2 separate regions of the Mus musculus genome follow, and region 1 is linked to region 2. Evidence: chromatin loops called from intact Hi-C (ENCODE). Cell type or tissue: heart. All regions are shown on one strand. Links, peaks and the distances in the headings refer to the core of each region. The heading gives the core; the rest is flanking DNA. Region 1 overlaps Clec3b (C-type lectin domain family 3, member b). Region 2 holds the start of Lars2 (leucyl-tRNA synthetase, mitochondrial).

Evidence for each region. A loop is a pair of places that touch in the nucleus more often than their neighbours do. Peaks named below come from ENCODE experiments on the same cell type or tissue, not always from the same donor. Only the 100,000 strongest peaks of a DNase experiment are listed, where the experiment ranks them.
Region 1: it touches region 2 in a loop (1.8-fold over the local background); 5 of 42 quality-filtered maps call a loop at or near these places.

What each region holds. Positions count from the first base shown.
Region 1 is chr9:123,154,579-123,163,139 of GRCm38, forward strand. Clec3b (C-type lectin domain family 3, member b) reads left to right here. Exons shown (of 3, transcript NM_011606.2): 3 at 2,169-2,854. The coding sequence ends at 2,569. Gm23323 (a small nucleolar RNA gene) reads left to right here and starts at 7,793; the gene lies at 7,793-7,925. In heart, for the core only: CTCF peaks have their summits at 4,029 and 4,924; DNase peaks (open chromatin) are centred at 2,613, 3,303, 3,813 and 5,003; H3K4me3 peaks cover 208 bases; H3K27ac peaks cover 61 bases; H3K27me3 peaks cover 483 bases.
Region 2 is chr9:123,363,774-123,372,334 of GRCm38, forward strand. Lars2 (leucyl-tRNA synthetase, mitochondrial) reads left to right here and starts at 3,154. Exons shown (of 21, transcript NM_153168.3): 1 at 3,154-3,334; 2 at 8,082-8,330. The coding sequence starts at 8,100. In heart, for the core only: a CTCF peak has its summit at 4,024; a DNase peak (open chromatin) is centred at 3,128; H3K4me3 peaks cover 1,809 bases; H3K27ac peaks cover 1,179 bases.

The DNA.
Region 1 (8,561 bases), core at 2,611-6,610, 210 kb before region 2:
AAGAAGGCTGTTTCCATCCAGTGCCAAGCTCAAGAGCCCTCACATGCTTCCTCAGGGAAGGTTGCCTTACTTACATCTGTAAGACCCACCCAGTCAGGCATAGTTGGGTAGGTCACAGCTAGAGGGTATGGAGGTGCTCCAGAGGCCAGAAGGCACTCCAACAGGAACCTAACACTGTCCAGTGGAAGTGAGCTTTCTGGAGTCGGGCCAGTCACAGAGGAACTGTACTCAGTAGCCTGACAGCCCTGGGGCATACTGCTGCATACCTTCTCCCTGCCCATCCCTCTGCATCTCTGAGCTTTACAGATGGTCTCTGAATCTCAGCAACCAGGCCAGCATCTGTCAGTCCCAGTATAAAGATCTGCCAGCTGACGGGGGCTGGAGAGATGGCATAGCTATTGAGGATGCTTGCTTTCACAGAGGACCAGAGTTTGATTCTTATCACCACATCTGGTGGCTCACAACTGCCTGTAACTCCAGTTCCAAAGGACCTAACGATTTCTGTCCTCCATGGGCACTTCATGTCACATGCATTAACCCCCAACACTACCAACACTACCAACACACACACACACACACACACACACACACACACACACACACACTTTAAAAATAAAAATAAGGCATGGTAGCTCATGTCTTTAATCCCAACACTCAGGAGGCAGATGTAGGCGAATCTCTGTGAGCTCAAGGCTAGCCTGGTCTACAAAATGAGATCCAGGCTACTCAGGGTCATACAGTGAGACTCTATCTCAAAAACAAAAACAAATAATAATAAGATAAATAAAAAAAATAAAATCTTGGAGCTGGAGAGATGGCTTAGTCATTGAGAGCACTAACTGCTTCTCCATAGAACCTGAACCAGTTCCCAGCACCCACATAGTGACTCATAGCCATCTATAATTCTAGCTCCAAGGGATTTAATGCCTTCTGTCCTGAGGACAACCCCACACAGATGTGATATACACTCACACAGGTACATGTATATACACATAAAAAACTTCTAAAAATAAAATATTAAAAAAATAAAAGATGGTCTGAGGCAGAGGGATTCTCATGGTCACCCAGCTGGGGAGTGGCAAAGCAGGACCAGGGCCTCATAGCTTGGGCACTCTAGTGGCCAGGAGAGCCAGCTTTTACTTTCTTGCTTGGGGAAGCCTAAACAGACTGGACATCCACTCTGCCAGGCCAGTCCTCTTTCAAGTTAGTTGTCCCTCTCCATCACGGTCATCTTGCATGTGTCTATTCTCATTCTCTACCCACCCTGTGACCTTGCTCTGTTCTATAGTGTGCCGTGAGCATACCTTGTGTGTGCTTGGCTCTGGGCTGTGTATACGATGCATCTGTGTGTTGTGGGTGTGCTTTAGAGTCTGTGACTAAACACTTCTATGAGGCCTAGCTGTCAAATCCCTCAGGGACATGGGAATGTTTCTCTTTAATATTCGCTGGGTGGAATGGCTAAGTGCAAGGGGCAGGGCCAATATGGAGCTCTGACATATGTGACCCCGCAGCAAAAACCACACACTCCATCTGTCTGATGCAGAAATTAAGCTAAACACAAGCTGCAACATCAAGCTCACCATGGGCACCTTCCTCCTAACCTGGGAGACCAGTGTTGCACTGAACACTCTAGTTTAGAGTAGTTTTTGAAATGGCCATTCCTTACCATCTTTTTTTTTTTTTTTCCACAAATGCTCCTGAAGTCCCAGTTCCACTCACCCAGCCAGGGACCTGGTCTGAGCAGAGGTCCCCTGTGTTGATCCCCTGTGTAGAAGCTTGCTGGCCCTCAGACAGGAGTGGTAGATACTAAGTAACCAGAGTGGGGTCTCTAGTTCTAGTAGGTAAATGTCTAGCAGTATGAGCTAGTAGCTTGATCCCAGGGAGGGGAAACTATCAGGGACCAGGTGACTTCTTCACTCCCTTTATCTCTGGAAGTCAGTGACCCTGGCTAGGTCGCCCTTTGCAGCAGAGGTGTGTCCATTCCAGGAGCAGGGCACCATGTCCCTTCTTACTGGGCTCTTCAGGGTCTGCCACAGCAGGGTCCTGAGGCGAGAGCAAGCAGGCTTCAGGAGATGGATGGGATGGGGTGAAGGGTGGGAGTCAGCCTGGAAGAGGTCTCTTGGCCTCGGAGCATCCAAACCTTCTGTGACAGCCATCTCTCCCTTCAGTGTGCCTGAAGGGCACCAAGGTGAACTTGAAGTGCCTCCTGGCCTTCACCCAACCGAAGACCTTCCATGAGGCGAGCGAGGACTGCATCTCGCAAGGGGGCACGCTGGGCACCCCGCAGTCAGAGCTAGAGAACGAGGCGCTGTTCGAGTACGCGCGCCACAGCGTGGGCAACGATGCGAACATCTGGCTGGGCCTCAACGACATGGCCGCGGAAGGCGCCTGGGTGGACATGACCGGCGGCCTCCTGGCCTACAAGAACTGGGAGACGGAGATCACGACGCAACCCGACGGCGGCAAAGCCGAGAACTGCGCCGCCCTGTCTGGCGCAGCCAACGGCAAGTGGTTCGACAAGCGATGCCGCGATCAGTTGCCCTACATCTGCCAGTTTGCCATTGTGTAGTACAGCCGCTACTAGCCCAGCCCGGAGCGGAGGGGCTGGGCCTGGGCCAGGGAGGGGTGTGAACCACAAAGAGCAGAAGGCTGTTGAAGGGTGGGGCTTGTGAGCTTGCTATATGGGCGGGGTGGGGTGGGGGGGCGTTGGGGCTGAGCTGAACATTGGTGAGTGGGGCGGGCCTGGTGGTTCTCAGGGAGAGACAAGTTGTTGCAGGGCCCAGAGGGGCGGGGAGACCTTCTGTTCCTCTCTCTGCTTGGTTTTTGCAAATAAAGTTGGTGCAGAATTCCTGAAGTTGGGGGCTGGCGAGATGGCTCAGTGGTTAAGAGCGCCGACTGCTCTTCTGAAGGTCCCGAGCTCAAATCCCAGCAACCACATGGTGGCTCACAACCATCCATAACGAAATCTGATGCCCTCTTCTGGAGTGTCTGAAGACAGCTACAGTGTACTTACATATAATAAATAAATAAATCTTAAAAAAAAAAAAAAAAAAAAAAAAAAAAAGAATTCCTGAAGTTGGCTGGTCGGCAGATTAGGGCGGGAAGAAGATCCCAGGAGCCTGGCCCCAAACCCAGGAGAGCCTTAGTCACATTTCCAGTCTGCTTTCTGTAGAGACTAATTCCCTCTGCTGGACTACAACACACACTCCAATTCTGGCAGGCATGTTTGGGATATGGGGTGGGGCTATCCCTTCTCTTGTTGGGGATCCATCTGGGAGAAACATAGGCATGCAGGGGGCTTTTGTGGAGTAAAGGATGAGTGGAGTATCAAGCCTTCCCAAGAAGATTCCCATCTGCCTCTATTGTCCCAGGAGGCTGGTCCAGGAGCCAAATATAACAGTTGCCAACACTGCCTGGCTAGTGTGTTCCTTTCCCTCCCACTGCTTACAGCCAGCCAGGGGTTCCACATTGCTTCTTATCAGCACAGAGAATCACTGAGCCTACCATACTGCAGGAACTTATATGTAGTCTGGTTTATTTTTTTTTCACCCAGGACAGTATGTGTTGTTATAACCGGGCTGATTCTACAGGCCTGGGCCTTCCCACCACCATGGAATACTGGTCTCACATGACGAGAACTCTCCAAAAATGAAACACAGTAGCCTCATGCCTCCCCTTCCTCAAGTGGCTTATAGTGTGACCTGGCCTAGACCACCTCTGTGGACCCAGCTCTGATGATAGTGTGATTGACTGGGGCAGGAGAAAGCTTGTATGGAGCTGTATATGTCACCACCAGACTGCCTAGCACTGGGACATCGTTGTATGGGATTCAAGTCATGGGCAGAGTGAGGAGCCACAGCTGTTAGTGTTAAGAGTGAAGCCTGTTCTCGGGATGGTCAGCCAGCTAAGAGCTCTGATTCCAAAGAGTTCTGGTCAGATTTCTTTAACCACCATTATGGAAATCGTGCTGTTCCCAAGAAGCTGTGGGTCTTGGTAGAAAGGCGATCTAGGCAGGTGATAAACATTGCCTTTTTCCATCGGAAGAGGGCAGTGTGGCAAAGAGAATGATTTCCTGTTCATCAGCTTGTAGTGTTTCAGGGTTAGAACACCTGCGCACTCCAAACTCAGTCCACCTGACCTCCCAGCTGTGTCTTCCTTCCTTCCTTCCTTCCTTCCTTCCTTCCTTCCTTCCTTCCTCCCTCCCTCCCTCCCTCCCTCCCTCCCTCCCTCTCTTTCTTTTTAAAGAAAGAAACATTGCATTGTCCAGGTCGACTCTGGGTTTGAGTTCCAGGTTTCATTCAGGAAATCCTCCCTCCGCAAAGGCCAACCCCCGATCTTCCCGTGGTGGGCTGCTCTAAGACCCACTGAGAATCATTTTGCTAATTTGTTACTTTTCAATCCTTTGCAAAGAGCCTAAGTTGTTAGCTGATCACTATACAAGATACTTTCCAATGATGAAACCCTTTTGACCTGTACCTTAAAAGTCTCTGAGGTTTCAACACTGTCATAAAACAGTTTTCAGTCCTACCAATTTAGTCACCCCAACAGTTTCCATTTTTATTTTTCGCAAGTGCCGGTGGAGGCATTTGTTGTAGCTGTAGTTCAGTGTTGTAATGATTGCTTAGCATGCCTAAGACTTTGGGTTTAAACTCCAGCGAAACATAAACACACAGAATGAATGAATGAATGAATGAATGAATGAATGAATGAATTTAAAAGGGGAGACAGCACTTGGTGTTGGTGTGTTTGTGATTGGAAATACAGAATTGTATAAAAATACAATTCCATTCGGAGTTTTCGGGTTATTTCTGAGGCCTGATGCCAGTTTCTTCCTTACTTGCTTTTCACGAGCCAGTGACCCATGAGCATAGGTTGTTATATCAAGTTGGATAAACCCACTCTCAGAACAACTCCCTCCTTCTCCACCAAGAGGCGCTGTTGTCTCATGCACTGTGAATACAGCTACACTAATACAACTCTTTACATTGCTACAGGAAAGGTTAAGGTCTCTCAGCTGGCTGAAGATGAACTCTGTGAGATTCTGTCCTCTGTAGAAAGCAGCTGGGTGCAAAGTACGCCTCCAAACAGTCCACTAGCCTAAACCCGGGGCCTAAGATGGCCAAGCACCTGCCTTGCTCGCTCTTCCCCACCCACCCAGCTCCTGTGGTGTAATTCTTGGGTTTTGAAGTTCAGAGACAATAGGACGAGGTTGGTCTTGGTCCTTCGAGTTGCTCTTCTATTTTTGTGTTAAGAGTAGCGCTAAGCTGGGCTGGAGAGATGGCTTAGTGTTTAGGACCACTGGCTGCTCTTCCAGAGCTCCTGAGTTCAAGTCCCAGCTCACACATGGCTACTCACCACTACCGGTAACTGTAGTTCCTTGGAATCCGATGCCCTCTTCTGGTGTGCAGATGTACATACAGGCAAAATACTCATATACATAATAAACAAACAAACAAACAAACAAAGCTAAGCAATGTAGTAGGAAAGTGGTTTTGGATGAAGACAGGCAAGTTTAAATACCAGGTCAATAGCAAGGGTAATTTGAGCTTGCTCTAAATGTTAGGGTTTTCTTAACTGGGTAAACCATGAACTAGCTTTTTAGTTCTTTTACAGTAGTAGCTCTGGGTTAGGAAGGAATTCTTGACTTAGAGTCCAACTCTGCAGCTTTCTAGTCCTGTGGCCTTGGGGGAAGACACAGACTCAAAACCGTGGTTTCTTCTGTTCCATTTGCAATAGAGAACACTGGGCTGCTAGAGCCAAGCTCAAAGGCAGGGCCAGCCAAAGTGAAAATGTAGTCCTCTGAACTCTACAAAAGCAAGGAGTAGCCAGGGAGGCAGAAGGACCGGGTTGTGGTTGTGGAGTGGATCCACAGATGTGTCTGAGTGAAGGACACAGCCTCCATAGAATATACCATCTAGAGTGCAGAGATGAGGAGGAAATATTTCTGCCTCCACCCTCATGTGCTTCCCACGGGTGACCTAACCCCTGATGTCATAGGAGATCCAGGCAATGCTGTCTCATTGCCTGGGCAGAACCTTTTGCATATCAGATACCATCTGAGAACAAAGTGGACAGAGTTGGAATCCAGGCTCCATCTAGTCCGTGTAGTGCTCTGACATCCACAGTGTTCCACGGTTCCCCGAGAGCTGATGCTTATGTGCACTGGAAACACAGAGCATAGGAGTTAGAGGTGTCCTTAACGTGTTTTATAGTTTAAACAACAGCAATCATTCTTTTTAATTTCTCCAGGTCATACTTTCTAGGTGGAATGTCTCTGAGATGTCAATATGCAGACTTCTAGAATGTTCTCTCACTGTTTCTATCCAGTGTTTATGAGGAACTTTTCTACTGACCGTTGACAAAACTCGGAAAATTCTGAATAAAGAAAATTCAAATTCCAAACTCCACTGACAGGATGGCTGGACAGGCGTGAGCATGTCTGCCTTGGATGTCACTGAGTGCAAAGTATTTTGCTTGGCATCAGGGCTTAACGTCCAAGCCTTTTGTGAATTGTTTTTGTAACTTCTGCAAGGTATGTGTGTGGTGGGGTGCTTGTCATTTCAATCAGTAACAGGTTGTGATTCTGCAGGCACCGAGTGAGACTTCTCCAGTTTCAGCAAAACTCTGAACAGAAGTTATTCTTCAGGCAGCCTGACTTCAGCTGCTCTGTATTAGGTCAGGGCTGTCTGAGCTCTGCTCTACTGGATTGGCTCAGCGAGCTTCTCCATGGGGAAGCTCACAATGCAGATGTCTACCGAGCAGGTCTTTGTAGAATGTCCCTCACTTGATGCCCACTCAAGATGCCTATTCCACTGGTTTTCTTGCAAAAGGTCCTAGAAGCCAAGAAGAGCTCCTGAACCTCAGCACTGTTGCTGTTGCTGGCTGAGTGGACACTTGGGTATGGGGCATTCTGTGTGTTGAAGGCTGTTAGCAGTGTTCTTGACCTCTGCCCACCCAAAACATCAGTAGCTGCTCCCATTTGGACAACTATATTGTCTGAAAACATGGCCAATGTGACCTGTGGCCCCAAATCACCCCTGATGAAGGGAGCCACTGAAAGACCCATGAAGCACTAGCTAAGATGGTTTATGATTAAGATTTCAATTCTGTCCTTTAATATGAATTATCAGGAAAGCACATTCCTACATTAAAACTCAGGATATATAATGGAGGCTCTTAAAAACCTCTCAGAGGCAGCCAGACCTCTGAGTTCTGAGTTTGAGGCCAGCCTGGCTTATAGAGTAAGTTCCAGGACAGCTAAGGCTACACAGAGAAACCCTGTCTTGAAAAACAAACAAACGAACAAACAACAACAAAAATCTCTTGCTGAGTCAGACATGATGGCACACATCTTTAATCCCAGAACTAGGAAGGCAGACACAGATCTCTGAGTTGGAGGCCAGTCTGGACAGTGAGTTCCAGGACAGCCAGGGTTACACAGCAAAAAATCTGTCTTGTAAAGCCAAGCAAAACAAAACCAAACAAAGCAAACAAAACAAAGTCTCAGCTTCGATCCAGGATCAGACACCCTGAAATCCTATCCTTTGGTAAGCAGATATAGGAAGACTGCAAGTTTAATTCTTCCCTGGCTGACATAAAGAGACTTATCTCAAAAATAAATAAATATAAAACAGCCACATTCCCTTGCATTTCTCTGTTTCTCATGATATAGGCTCCCCCACCCCTTTCTTCGCAGCCACTTCCTTTTTGAAATCTCCCTCACATACGACCCCATCTCAGCATCTGCCTCTTGCAGGCCCTGAACAGATCCAGTGATTAAGAAACTTGTACCTTTTCCCCTAGAAGTGTTGCAGTGAGTGGCTCCTGTGTCACATGTGCATCAGTAGGTGGCAGAGAGGAGAGAGGCTGTGTCTATGCTCATCGTTCTGACCTGGAAATATCTGAATGATTAGTAGCCTAACACTCCCTGAAGAAAACAAGCCTGAGATGACCCCTGCCCAGCACCATAATGCAAGAATAGGACACTGCACTCCTGAGGCCACTCCTGAGATGACTCCAGACACTCAAGAGACCCCAGGCACCACTAAGAGGAGCAAGTAAATGGTGGAGAAATGAAAGAGAAAGAGAAACAGAAGGACGTGGGCACAATGGAGAGAGGCAGAACTGGAGACTTGAGGGTAGTGAGGAAAAGCTTGTTGTGAATATCCAGCAATGCCACCAGAGACCATGGTGGGATCCTGGCCTGTGCTGCCACTAGCGTCCAGGTCTGTGGCCCTGCAGCAACAGGGGTCTGTTACCACCAAAGGCCAGGCAGAGGTCCCTGGTTTGGGCTGCCTGGAAACATGTTGATGTCTGAGGGCTGTGCAGAACTGGCCCCACCCCTCACCTGGGCATCGTGGGAGAGCTGGCCCTGGGGTCATGAGATCAGGAGAGCTGACCCCGCCCCTGGCCAGTTTCTGTACTCCACATTTCTGGAGCTTCGAGCAAGTCAGCCCCTGAGGATAAGATTGTAGGAGACCTGAGCTCACCACTCATCTCCTGTGTGGTGGCGTGGATGAGAGATACCCTCCTCCCCCACCTCACCCTTCACCATCTTTGAT
Region 2 (8,561 bases), core at 2,142-6,141:
ATATAAAATACCTTGGGGTAACTCTAACTAAGCAAATAAAAGATTTGTATGATAAAAACTTCCAATTCTTTGGAGAAAGAAATTGAAGATGATAGCAGAAGATGGAAAGATCTCGAATGCTCAAGGATTGGTAGGATTAACATAGTAAAAATGGCCATCCTACCAAAAGCAATCTATAGATTCAATGTAATCCCTATCAAATTCCAACTCAATTCTTTACAGACATTGGAAGGACAATTCTCAAATCCATATAGAAAAACAAACAAACAAACAAAAATAATCCTAGGATAGCTAAGACAATCTTGAACAATAAAAGAACTGCTGGATGCCCCACCATTCTCAATTTCAAAGCATATAAACAGATGTGTTGATCAATGGAATCAAATTGCAGATCCAGACATAAATTCATACACTTATGGACACCTGGTTTTTTGATAAAGAAGCCAGAAATACACAGTGGAAAAAAGACAGCATCTTCAACAAATGGTGCTAGTTAAACTGGATATCTGCATGTAGAAGAATGCAAATATAACCATATGTATCACTCTGTATAAAACTCAAGTCCAAGTGGATCAAAGATCTCAGCATAATACCAGATACATTGAACCTGATAGGGAAGACAGTGGGGAATAGCCTTGAATGCCTTGGTGTAATAGATGGCTTTCTGAACAGAGCACCAATAATGCAGTCACTAGATCAACAATTAATAAATTGGACCTCATGAAACTGAAAAGCTTCTGTGAAACAAAGGAGACTGTAGCCACCAGCGACCACAGGTTCCCGGGTTCCTGAAAGGAAACATGGGGTTTTGGATGGGAAAGGCTGCGAGAGAAATAACGAGCCAAGACAAAGTTCTGATCAAGGCCAATGTTTACTTAAGAGTCTGAGCTTATAAAGGGGGGGACCCATCCCCTACCACGCCAGGATCTTGTTGCTTTGTCAGGATAGTGTCAGGAGAACAGGTTCAGCCTCTCAGCTGAGGAAACCACAGACGTGGCAGTCAAAAGACTTTACCCAGGTCAGAAGACTCCACCCTAGGTGGACTAGCACTGTGGCAAGCCAGGTCTGAGCAGCCTGCTCAAGGCTGGGAGGAGGGCACAGAATTGGAAAAGATTTTTACCAACTCCACATATGATAGAGGACTAATATCCAAAATACATAAAGGGCCCAAGAAACTAGATATCAAAAAACAAACAAACAAACAAACAACAAACAAAAAAACCAGAAAAACAATAAAAGAAAAACAAAAACAAAAAAACCCAACAATTCAATTCAAGAATGAGGTACAGATCTAAACAGAGAGTTCTCAATAGAGTAGTCTAAAATGGCTGAGAAACTCTTAAGGAAATGCTAAATCAAAACTACTTCCTTCTTATACCTGTCTGAACGGCTAAGATCAATAACACAAGTGACAGTTCATGTTGGCCAGAATGTGGAACAAGGGAACCCTCTTCCATCATGGGAGTGCAAACCTGTATAGCTACTATGGAAATCAATATATTGATTTCTCAGAAAATTGGGAATCCATCTACCTCAAGACCCAGCGTACCACTCTTGGGCTTATACCCAAAGCATGTTCTATCCTACCTCAAGGATACTTGCTCAACCATGTTCATTGTTGTTTTTTTCATAGTAGCCAGAAACTGGAAACAATCCATATGTCCCTCAATAGAAGGATGGATAAAGAAAATGTGGTGCATTTTCACAATGGAGTATTTGCTGTAAAAAAAAAAAAAAAAAAAAAAAAAGTGACATCATGAAATTTGCAAGCAAATGGATGGATCTAGAAAAAAAAAAAAAAACCCCAAGTGATGTAACCCAGAATCTGAAAGATAAATATGGTATGTATTTACTTATAAGGGGATTTTAGGATTTTAGCCATTAAGTAAATGATAATCAAGCTACAATCTAGAAACAGAGAGGTTATGTAAAGAGGAGGGGTCTTGGGAGACATAGGAACCGACCTGGGAAGGTAGATTAGATTTTATGGGAGGATTGGGGGGGTGGGTGAGGATGGGAGGGGGTTGTGTGGGGGGAAAGAGTATGGGGAGAGTCAGCTGAAATTGAAGGAGGGCACTTCTGGGGGTGGGGGATGGGAAGCCAGTGCAGTGGAAACCTAGTGTGAACTGTATCAGGGCAATGGTGGCACAGAATTGGTTTCCAGGTGAGGTTTGATGCTGGTCTAGAACAACCTGGTGTTTTGAGCTTTAAATGATCAGGAGACTGTTTTTGTTGTCGTCGTTGAAGTCTTGGAAATGGACAAAAGCTTCCTATGTTTCCTGGGTGGCACACAGAATGAAGTTTTATTCTGTAGGAGTGTACACCCCTGCTGGTCTCCTTATGGACTGCATTGACCCATGTAAGGACAGAAACTAAGATGGAGATTATACATACAGTGACGGGATGGATTGTCTGTGAAGCTACAATTGATTTTAGCCCTGTAGGAAGAGATGGCACTCAGACATTGTTTCCCCCCTCCCCCCCCACCCCCCCGCTATTACTGGATAGCAACCATTTTGCACTATTTGCAAATCTCAGTACACTTCTCACATGTGGCCTTAAAAAGATTCTTCCTTTAAAAGATAGAGTGTAATTACACCATTGTTCCTTTGCAATTCCTTGATTTATTACAAGGCAAGAAGCTCTTGCTCCATGCAGTGCGTGCTGGGCGATGGGGCACATTAACCCCATAAGGAAGGAGGTCAGACAGCTTGTTTTCCTGTCAGTACATTTTGTTCCCCGCTCTACTCCGGGCTAGGTAATTCTCCTCCTGGGGCTAGAAGATCACCTGATATGATGGATGAAAAGTGCTTCAATCCTCACCAGGCCCATAATGGATCAAAAAGTCAGACAAGCCAGCCCAGTAGCAGCTTCTGTGACGCTGAGATTCAAACCCTGGCCTTGAACCACCCCAGAGCTCTTTTAACCACCTGTCACTTCATCCTTTAGCATCTCCCTCGTTTCTGTTCTAATTGTAAGACCGGGACAATCCGGTAAGCAGAATTTGTACCGATAGCAGGCGTAGAGGGCGAGGCCTGGGCGGGGTCAGCCCTGGGCGAGCAGCTTGGGGGCGGAGTCAGCGCTGTCTCTCCCGCATCTCGCCTTTCCCTCTTGGCTCCGCCTCTCCTGTCTGTGTCCGCGGCCTCCCCTTTCGATAAAGTTGTTGTTTTGCCAACATGGCGGCGCCCAGAGTGACTGGCTGGGTCTTGCTCGTGTAATGCTTGGGGAACGAGGCAGAAGGTAGCAGCTGGCCAGACAGAGCCTGAGCGCAGAAAGCCCCGCCTGGGGCTCAGGAAGACGAGAGACAAGCCCCGCTTAGCCCCCGGAGCTGAAGGTGCGGACAGGCTCGGGAGTCCCGGGACCTTGGAGTTTGACAAAATGGGAAAAGCTCCGAGATTCTAGTCTATAGGCTCTTTCAGCCATGGACCCTGTTGACAGCTCCGGACTCTTGCTCGGAGAACGCACATCTTCACATGGCTTTGTATTCGAATTCTCCTCTACTACTCACCTCCCCCCGGGTGCCTGGATCTTCTCTTCGGGGTTGGGGGTTTGGACCCAGAAAAGGACCATCAGTACTACATCTTTGGGGGACCCACAGTATTAATTAGGACCCGCAGGTCTTCACAAGTCGCCTGGATCTTAACAGGCTCACAGCTTACAGAGAAGGTGGAGTTCCAGATACGAAATAACTTGCCTGAGATCCTGCAGGAAATTAGAAGTAGCGTGTGTGTGTGTGTGTGTGTTTAACATTAGTATTTTACAAGACATGTCTGCTGACATTTGTGTTTTTAGAAGACATGTTTGTTGGGGTGAGGTGTGTGTTAACTTACTCGTTTTGTTTGTATCCACACCAACCTCTGCTAAAATGGCTGCTTTTGATGCCAGGAAGAGGCAATGCCTATTAAGACTTCAGTAGACAGGTACTTGAAATGGCCCAGAGCTGTGCCTAGTAAGTAAAAAAAGAACAGAAGATGGTTGAAATCTAAAAGTTCTGTAAATTCATAGGCATGAGCACAGACAATTTGTTCTTAGTCTCTTCCCCTAGTGGAGAGTCTGAGGGTGATCTTGGACCTATGCCTAAGGGTTTGGGGTTTATTTTTATTTTTTATTTTGCATTGCTCAGGATGGAACCAATGGCCTCAAACAGTGTCAGGGAATTACTCTACCACTAAGCTATATCTCCAGCCCCCACATTTACAGTATTTACTTGTTTTATTTTGTTTTTGGTGCTGGGTATTGAACTGATGTGCTGAGCATCTGTTTTATATATCTAGTCTTTGGATTTTCTTAACAAATCTGCTTTTGTTTTAAGACTTGTTTTTAATTGTGTGTGTGTGTGAGTGTGGGTGCCCATATAGGCCAGAGGCATCAGATCTTCCTGAAGCTGGAATCATAGGCATTGTGAGTCACCCACTGTGAGTGCTGGGGACCAAACGGGGATCCTGTACAAGAGCGGTGTGCTCTCTTAACTGCTGTGCCATCTTTCCTGCCTCTTCTTTATTTGTTTGTTTAAAGACAGAGTCTCGCTGTATAGCCCAGGCTTCCCTACAGCTCATGGTAGCCCAGGTTGTACTGGAACTCTTGACAGTCCTCCTACCTCAGCCTCTCAAGCTACTGGCATTCCAGGTGTGAGACATCACAGTTTCTTAACTCCTCTGGCATACATACATTGCCAAATTGCTTCAGAGGTGTTCTTAATTTGCATCTACCAATAGTGTATACACATAATTGTTTTCATTAAAACTATAAGCAAGATATTTAATTGTATTTATTTCTTTGATTAGTTGTAAAGTTGATTTTTTTTTCATGTTTCTTAGCTTTTGTCCTCTGTCTTATCCCTCACTTGGGGCACCAATCCCCCTTTTCTGGTGCTGTGGATTGAATCCAGAGTTTTAGACTTGCAAAGCAAGTGTTCTACCACTGCGATATACTTCCATGCTTATATCTTTGCCTATTTTAAACATGTTTTTGGGGTTCTTTCCTCATATGTGAACTCTTTATGGAGTTGTATAACCTTTTGTCATTGTAGTTTGGAACAAATACTTTTCTTCAGCAAATTGTTTACTCTTTAGCAATTTGTTCAAACTTTTTCTTTCTTTTCTTTAAGACAGGATCTCACTGTGTACCTGTGTAACTCAGGCTGGCCTTGGACTTAAGATCCTCTTGTCACAGCCTCCTTAGTGCTGTGATTACCAACATGTTTCACCCCACCAACTTACACATTTTTGGTATATAGATATTTCATGGTTTTGGAGTAAGACCGATTAATTGTGGTACTTTAAAAAATTCCTATTAACTAAGTTTGATGGTTTGTGGTGCCTGTAAGCCTAACATTTGGAAGGCAGAAGCAGGGATATCAGGAGTTCAAGGTCATCTTTGTCTGCAATGCTAGTTCAAAGACAGCCTGAGCTAGATGAAACCCTGTCTCAAATTCCCACATCCCTTCAAAACAGTGGGATTTATGCCAGTTTATGGCTTGCGTTGGAGCCCTAATTTAAATTTTTCTCAAATACATTGAGCAATCAATCATTTTCAGAGTTGTGGTGGTGCACATGTAATCCCATGAGGAGGCTGAGGCAAAAGAACAAAATTAGAGGCTAGCCTGGGCTATATAGTGATATTCTGTTATTTTTGTTTTCATTTGGATGTACATATGTGTATACATAAGTACACACATTGGAGCCCAAAGGTCAATGTTTGACGTTTAAAAATTATATTTATTTAATTAATTCTTTTATGTGTCTTTTTGTATGTGCCTGAGTTCATGTCTGTGTATCATATGTGTGCAGAAACCCTTGGAGGTCAGGAGACATCAGATCCCTTAAATTGGAGGTATAGATTGTTTGAGCTGCCCTGGGAGTGCTCTGTAGGAGCTGTAGTACTCTTGTAAAATAAGCCATCTTTCCAGCTCCCCAGTGTTAGATGTCTTTTATCTCTCTCTCTACATTAGTTTTTCACTGAAACTGAAACAGTAATTGGCTAACATAGGTGGTCAACAAGCTCCAGGGGTCTTCTTGTTTCCACAAGCCGCACCCTCAGTGCTGGGGATAGAAGCACAGTGCCACCATACATGTAGGGCTTTTTATGTGGGTGCTGGGGATCTGAATGTAGATCTTCATGCTTATGTAGCAAGCACTTTGCCCACTGAGCCACCTAAGCCACAGAGACAGTTCCTTATTACTTTCTGATCTGCATGTGTTTTTCTTTATGAAGTTTAATTGCATTATTTATTTGTTTGAAGGCATGTCTGCCATGGCCACGTACAAAGGTCATGGGACACACCTCTCCACCCTGTGGTCTTAGGGATCAAACTTGGGTTGTGAAGTTTGGTAGCAGGAGCCTTTACCAGCTGAGCCATTTACCAGCATTCATCATGAGCTTTAAATTCTTGTATATACTCCGATCTATTTTACTGGTTTTTAGTTCATTGGTTTAAGCAAAGGAGAAGTCGTTAGAGAGCCTGGTGCAATGTAAAGCACCATGTTCGGCCAGCAGTAAGTGTTACTGTGCATTCGTGTTGCTCCTGTTGATGATTGCCCGTTGGCACTTTACCCACCATGATGGGGAACAAGTCCCAAACAGCAGTTCAGGTCAATTTGTATTTTATTTTCCTATTACTATTTATTTATGAAAAAGAATAGTCCAGAATACTCTCCTTATGTGCCATGTAGGAAGGAAATGTTAAATATCTGTCTGGGTGCCTTCTGCTAACAGTCTTTGACTTATTGTGGTTTCAGAATGTTTACTTAGTAAGAAAAACCATAAAATCCCTGACTCACATAGATAGTTCTAATAATATACAAATCTAAGCCCTAAAAGAAATGCAATTGCCTTCCTTATATAAAGTTGGCCATATAGAATTGATGATAGCCAGCTTCATGTAGTTCATTCTATTTCCTATATAGTCATATTGACCTATTTTAGAATATCCAAACCCAACTGATAGGGGATTTTCTTTGCTATGGATAGAATCCAGGACTTGGCACTTGGTAAGCATATGCTCTGTGTCTTACACACCCAGCCTGGGACTCCTTGGCTATGTTTGTAGTGCTTGGAACAGTGTGTAGACCTAATATCATTCAATAAGTATTTGGCAAACGAAAAACCAAATGAATACATAGTTTTCTAAGTAATGTTTATTTCTTGGCTTAGCCTATAAGGGTCTGTACAACTCATAACACACATGTACACACATGCACACAACTATACATATGAAAAATGTTAATTTTGTTCAGAATTTGTAGTCCTTCTGGGAGACCTGCGCTCAGATCCCTTGTGGTATGTGAGTGCATAGCTAAGTCAAGATGTGCTTAGAGTTCTTCTGGAGTTCAGAGAGATAGCAATTGATATGCTAGATAAATTAGAGGGAGGGATTCCACTGTCTCCTATGCTGTTGGAAGGGTGTGTGTTAACTGGCCTTTTGGAGGCCTCCCTTTTTTCTGTGAGGGTTTTGTGTATTTGGTGTTTGCAGCATGAATTACCTTTATATTTTCTTTTTCTTTCTTTCTTTCTTTTTTTTTTTTTTTTTTTTTTTTTTTTTTTGGTTTTTCGAGACAGGGTTTCTCTGTATAGCCCTGGCTATCCTGGAACTTACTTTGTAGGCCAGGCTGGCCTCGAACTCAGAAATCCACCTGCCTCTGCCTCCTAAGTGCTGGGATTAAAGGCATACGCCACCACTGCCCAGCTATATTTTCTTTCTTTTTTTAAAAAAAGATTTATTTATTTTAAATATGTGAGTACACTGTTGTCTTCAGACACACCAGAAGAAAACCATCAGATCCATTACAGATGGTTTTGAGTCACCATGTGGTTGCTGGGAATTGAGCTCAGGACCTCTGGAAGAGCAAGTCAGTACTCTTAACCACTGAGCCATCATCTCTCCAGCCCACCTTTATATTTTCTAATAAAAAGTTTGTATCTAATTCTACAGAACTTCTAAAATGTTCTGTTAGGAAATGATTACCAAAGGAAGAAGAGAAATCATGCGAGCAGGCAGTAAATGCTGAGCTGTGTCGATCAGGAAGACCAATCTTGAGAGGTTCTGGGTGGTGAATATCATGCTCCTTTGCCCTCTTTTCTAGGGTCTTCTCTCCTGAAGAATGGCATCCACTTGTCAGAGGCTGAGTTTCTATGTCTCTCCTCTGAAAAGGCAGCTAGTTAGCAGGCCACCTGTCATCCTGTGGGAAAGACTAATTCCAGGGTGTTCCAGAAGTATCTACAGTGCCACCGGGAAGTGGACAAAGGAGTACACACTGCAGACAAGGAAGGATGTGGAGAAGTGGTGGCACCAACAGATAAAGGAGCAAGCGTCCAGAGTCTCAGAGGAAGATGTGAGTATTCTAAGAGGGCAGATGCCAAACACCTGATAAGCAGCATCCTAAGGGAGGAAGAGTTTTCATGGTTTACAGTTTGAGGGGATGAATTCCATCATGGCACATCAGGTAAGGCCTGGCAGACTGTCAACAATGTGAGGTGGCTGGTGCATCTGTAGTTAGGGAGCAGAGAGTGGACTGGAAATGGGGCTGAACTATATAGAACCTCGACTTCAGCAAAGCTCTACC